Linked DNA regions of Homo sapiens: region 2 is linked to region 1. A link is a loop called in an ENCODE intact Hi-C map of the cell type or tissue named here. Cell type or tissue: heart right ventricle. All regions are shown on one strand. Links, peaks and the distances in the headings refer to the core of each region. The heading gives the core; the rest is flanking DNA. Region 1 has its middle 33 kb from the start of CD44-AS1. Region 2 overlaps PDHX (pyruvate dehydrogenase complex component X).

Evidence for each region. A loop is a pair of places that touch in the nucleus more often than their neighbours do. Peaks named below come from ENCODE experiments on the same cell type or tissue, not always from the same donor. Only the 100,000 strongest peaks of a DNase experiment are listed, where the experiment ranks them.
Region 2: a loop joins it to region 1, with 4 times the contacts of the local background. A loop is called at or near these places in 61 of 110 quality-filtered maps.

What each region holds. Positions count from the first base shown.
Region 1 is chr11:35,246,109-35,249,032 of GRCh38, forward strand. No RefSeq gene overlaps it. Among named protein-coding and RNA genes, the nearest start is that of CD44-AS1, 33 kb to the left of the region's middle. In heart right ventricle, for the core only: no CTCF peak of the experiment used is centred there; a DNase peak (open chromatin) is centred at 1,483; H3K27ac peaks cover 2,058 bases.
Region 2 is chr11:34,921,081-34,924,004 of GRCh38, forward strand. The region is part of intron 1 of PDHX (pyruvate dehydrogenase complex component X); the gene reads left to right. Among named protein-coding and RNA genes, the nearest start is that of PDHX, 5.9 kb to the left of the region's middle. In heart right ventricle, for the core only: no CTCF peak of the experiment used is centred there; no DNase peak of the experiment used is centred there.

The DNA.
Region 1 (2,924 bases), core at 172-2,671:
TCCCTGAAGAAATGCAGTGCCTTCTCTCACTGCTAAGCCTCAGAGACTTGGCAAGTAACTGAAGACATTTGGAACATCAGATAATGCAAACTCGTAATGACCATGAAGCTCCTCTAGACTAAAGGTGGGGTTATCCCAGGCTAGGTCAGGAAAGCTCATGGTCTACTAACAAAGCTCAGATTTGGGGGAGGGCAGCTGAACTATGGATTACATGCTGGTGTCCATGTGATATGGTTGGGGTAAAGGCCAAACTGGGAGAGAGGAGGCATGACTTCTTCCAGCTTGGTCACAAAGAAGTGGTGATTGGTAACGCTAAGGATGAAAATAGTGATAATGAGGATGATGATGAGGATGATGGTGGTAACTATCACTGACTGAGCCCTCATTATGTGCCAAGCACTGGACTAACTACTTTATGAATGTTCTCATATGAAAATCTCTATCTCATAGGCATGATTAGCCCCATTCTACTGATGAAGCAATTGAGGCTAAGTTAACAATCCAATCATCCATAGCTAGGAAAGGGATGGAGCCAGGACTTAAGCTTGGTTTGTAACTGAGTTACCTCTAGTTCATTTAAACTAGGGTATCTTCTTCCTTATCTGCAAAAAAGCACGGGCTAACAATCTGGCTTTACAATCTGGAATGATCTCTGTCCTCATCACCAAGATGAAAGGGAAGTTTGGGATCAGGTGGAGAAGGAAGATGGTGTTCCAACGGAACTGTTCACTCAAAGGAAGGCAGTTGGGAAATTCTGTGGCTCCTCCGTTTGTGAGCAGTGTGTTATTCAGGCCTGGAAAACATCTGAGAAGTGACAGAAGCTGTTGGAGAATTCCAGGGGAGTCAGGTCACTCAACAAAAGGAGTGAGGAACAGATGACTGCAATTCTAAATTTGTCTTTTTTTCCTTAACTGGAAGCCACTAGATTTTTCCAGACAATATTTGGAAGGCTAAAATCTGATTACCCCAAATAACAGACATAAAAAGATGTGGAGGTTTTACATATTCATTCAGCTTGTAAAAAGGAAAGGGAGAACCATGAAATAATATTTTATTTATCTGCTTTATGGAATTCTTCAGAGTTTAACGTCTCTGCTTTTAAACGTTTGAGAGTAAAAACAGTATTTGCATTGGATGGCTTTATTCTTTTTATATTTTTTTGGACAAGCTGTGTGGACCCAGTCTACACTCTGGAATTTGAGCCTGACTCTGTGGCTCAGTTTTTCTTAGGACAATATGGGAATTAAATATGGCCTTTCACTGCCTCAGTGGAAGAATGAATTAATTGAACTTTAAAAACTACCAGGACAAAGAATTATTGAGCTAAAAACATTTGTGTTGTTGCCAGGGACTCCACAGTCTTCTCTCCTTGCTCAACCCAAGTCAGATGTGTGGGCATCTCTACTCACACCTTCCTGTCTGGGCTGAAAGGTGACAAGTGAGGAAAGCTTCTCATGAAAGCTCTCCTGGAGGTGCCTGAACCCGCTGTCACCTGTGGTTCTTTGACGTACAGAACACTGGCATCCTGTTTATGACATTGTGCCTGGAAGGAGGTGCCCACACTAGGGCCAGTGCCTTAGGTGGCAGGCCACACAGTTCACGCTCTTTGCAGGTATTGCCCTTTGTGGTTCTACAATCCTCCATCACAGGGCAGGGCACTGCAATGGACTGAATGTTTGTTTTTACCCCAAAATTTATAAGTTGAAATCCAAACCCTCAAGGTGATAGTATTAAGAGGTGGGGCCTTTGGGAAGTGATTAGATCATGAGGATAGATTCCTCACGAATGGGATGAGAGCCCTTATAAAAATGACCTCAGATAGTTCCCCTGCCCTCTTTCTGCCATGTGAGGATATAAGGAGAAACCCAGAAGGGGGGCCCTCCCCAGAAAACACCATGCTGCCACACTGATCTCACACTGCAAGCCTTCCTCAACTGCAAGGCATTGATTTCTGTAGTTGATAAAGCACTCAGCCTATAGGGTTCTCACAGCCAGAACTTCGTTGGGGATGTGGCTCAAGGGGCTCCTGGCAGTTCTTGTGGTAGGTGGAAAGACTTTTTTGTGACTTTCTGTAACTTCCTCTGTTAATTGGCAATTCACATCAAAGCAAACAGCCCGCTGATGTCAGGTAGAGCCTGCTGGGCCTCACACATTATCGGTCAAAGAAGAGATCAAAGATGAAGTGGGCCCTGTTTTGCTCCCATTAGATCTGTGCTCAAAGGCCTCATCATTTGAGCCTGAGGAAAGAAGGCCTCGGCCCTTCATCTTACACTCCCTTCCTAAAAATGGTCTCATTTTGCTTGTCTCAGTATCCATGTTGGCAAGATGGACCCATAACACAGCCAGCGATGTATGGATCACTAGGAGATTACTAGCAATGCATGGATCACTAGGGAATTACTACTAGTGCATGGATCACTAGGGGATTACTAGTGGTGCATGGATCACTAGGGGTCCAGCAGTGCATGGATCACTAGAGGATTACTAGCAGTGCATGGATCACCTGGGGATTACTAGTGGTGCATGGATCACTAGGGGTCCAGCAGTGCATGGATCACTAGAGGATTACTAGCAGTGCATGGATCACCTGGGGATTACTAGTGGTGCATGGATCACCAGGGGATTACTAGCAGTGCATGGATCACCAGGGGATTACTAGCGGTGCATGGATCACCAGGGGATTACTAGCAGTGCATGGATCACTAGGGGATTATTAGCAGTGTGTGAATCACTTGGGGAATACTAGCAGTGCATGGATTATTAGGGGTGCCAAATGGTTAACAAGTGGACTCACTGATGGGGCTATGGACAAATGGGTAAAAGATTTGAACAGGAACTTTTCAGTCACATACACATACTTCTTAAAAATTAGGACCACATGCACTAAAGCCTCCTGGGTCATACACACAGGAGACATAGATGAC
Region 2 (2,924 bases), core at 144-2,643, 330 kb before region 1:
GATATTCTCCTTTGAATTCTCATTTAACTGTGGAAACAGAAACATGTAGAATAGCTCTAGTAAAAGTAGGATTTATTAAAAGGATAGAACATCACTTATAAAATGCTGCAGGGCCATGGGGAAACCATAATTATTCCATCTATTTCTTCTAGGGCTCATATTATTTGTCTTCTTTCTCTTATTTACTTTGTTTTCCTGTACAGACTTGCAATTATCAATCTGTTTACTCCTGGCTTTTCTTTCTCAGTGTCAGCTTGCCTTGCCTCAGTGGTGATTCAGGCCTTTATGCACGATGCGCTGTCAGTTTTGTTTAAGTGCTCACCATCATTTCTGTAATCTCCTTTCAAATTCCTTGAATAGAGAAACTGACCCAAAGTAGACCAGTTGTGCTACAGGGCATGCAAGGCTGATTCTTTCGAAGGCTACGATTTGGACATTTTCTTTAAGAAAGTAGTTGAGAATCAATGATTGACATTTCTGTTGCTATGACCATCTGACTAAAATAGGCCAGTAATGCAGTATTTTATTTTATTTTATTTATTTTAATTGTTTCTGCGCTAAGTAATGACCAAGCAAAGTGTATCATCTAAGCAAAGCACTTGTAGGCTACTCAGCTGAGATGTTTGCCCATCCAAAGAAAATAGGACAGGGGTAAATGAGATCTTACTACAGGCAGCAACAGGAGGGACTAAGAAGATTTAGATGATCAGGAAATACTTTGTATATGTTTACCTTGTTTTAAAGGATTTTATTCTGTCTATGAAAGCAGGGTATTAGAAGTAGCCATCACATACTGAGCTCTCACTATATTTGCATTACTTCTAACCATCATAAAAACCCTGCAAAGGTTTGCCAGGTTTCACGGGAGAAGAAATAGACTCAGAGAGGTTTTAGCATTTTACCCAAGGTTAGTGGATAAGTGGATGACCACTTTGGAACTGTGCACGTGATGACATCCAGAGGAAGAAGAGAGGACCTTTCTTCTTGGATGTCTTTTTTGCAGAACAAGAAACATCTTCTGTTACCACAGCAGAATTTTCTTATATTGTATTGACCAGAATTGGGTCGTATGCCCTTTCTTAAGTTAGGCACTGGCTTGACTTCACTGTGTGAAAAATGTATAGACTTTGGCTAATCAAGGGGATGGGTGTGGAATCACTAACTCTGAGTACATATGCACAAGAAAAGTATATTGCTGAACAAAGTTGAGCTACCAGCAAGAAAGAAATTTGGGGATAGGTTTGGGAATAATAAGTAGCATTTGTTGAGAGCTTACTATATACTATGCACCCTTGTAAGCACTTTACATGAATCAGCTCATTTAATACTCACAACTAATACTATACTCTGGTAGATAGTTCAGGTTTCAACCCAGATCTGACACCAATGCCTGTTTCCTTAACCATAGTCTACCTCAGTATCAAGTGATAGCTTGATTATAGATTTCAGCAGAACAGTGTCAGCATGCTGACGTTTTAAAGTTCACCGTGTGTACATCCTAAATGAACATTTTTGCTTTTTTTAAAAAAATGAAATCAGACATAGTAATAACCGCATTGTAGACTAGCATTTCTGTGACAGCCTATCATTTTAGAACAATTAAGGACACCAAAATTCTTGACTACGTGTAAGGGTGGCAGGACTATTTAAGAGAGTTAGAGTATATATTGACTTCTCCTATCTGTAAATTTCTAAGGTGATGTACTCTTAAATATACCTTCTTGTTGTTGTCTTGAGCTTAATTTGCCTTTTACGACAAAATGTGTAAATTCCCAAAGTATCGTTGTGTGTGTGTGTGTGTGTGTGTGTGTGTGTGTGTATGTATTCTTTTGCTAGGCTGTAAATGGAATGGTAATTTCTTTTGGCTCTTCTCCCAAGATGGCAAAGTAAAGTGAACTTCATGTAGAATTTTAATTTTATAGTTTAATACCAAGAAGGACAGTATTCCAAGCTGAAATCTCTTCTAAAATGTTTGGTTTATTTCATTCAAAGGAAATGCATTCTACACCATATGCTATCTAAAAATTCTGGCTAACCTCTTTTCTAATGTGCCATTGGATACTAAGTAGAAGTATAATAATATAGAATCAGCAGATTCTATGAACAAGATGGGGTATATGGGTGATTCATTTTTTTGGTAGGCAGTACATTTACTATAGCTAGTGATCTGCTTGATATCTTTCTGTTACTGTATAAATCAAGGACTTTATTATATGAAACATTCCTAGGGAAAAATTAGGATCAGCAAATGTATAATTCAGGAGAGATTTCTTGGGAATATATTAGCCCTGGTTTTTGGAGGGGAACAAATCTGTTAAACTATAAAAGCTATACCACTAACTTCTTCAGGAAAGTGCATACATACACAATTTTATATATAATTCTGAGTCCAGAGGACTCAGATCTCCCTGTAATTTGTCTGTAAATACCACCTAGTCTAGAGACTATTTCCATAAACATTTTGGTCATTTCCTAGCTTTTTTTTGGATAATAGCCATCCTAATAGATATTAAGTAATACTAGTACAGATTTTTTTGTTGTTGTTTTCCAGTGTTCCATCAGGTAGAATCTCAGCTCTCATAATTCTTTGATGGTCTAATGGCATTTTTATCTACTACTGTCTAGTACTTGTGTATTTATCTTCTCATCTAAATTTTAATCCTTTTGAGGTCGAGAATCTGGTTTGGTCTAGGGCTAGGATAACAAGTGTTCAGTAGGCATTTGTTGAATGCCTGATTTGGCTTTTAGCTTTGGAAGTGAATAGTATGAGCACTGAAGGTAAAACATTTGCCAGTGATTTTAATGAGAGGTTGGTTTTCAAGTATGAAATGTAGTTAGAATAGAGATCAAGAATTAGTGTACTTTAGTCATGAGAACACTGCTGAATAAGGTAAAGGAGAGAGTAAAAAGGGAACCTTCAAGTT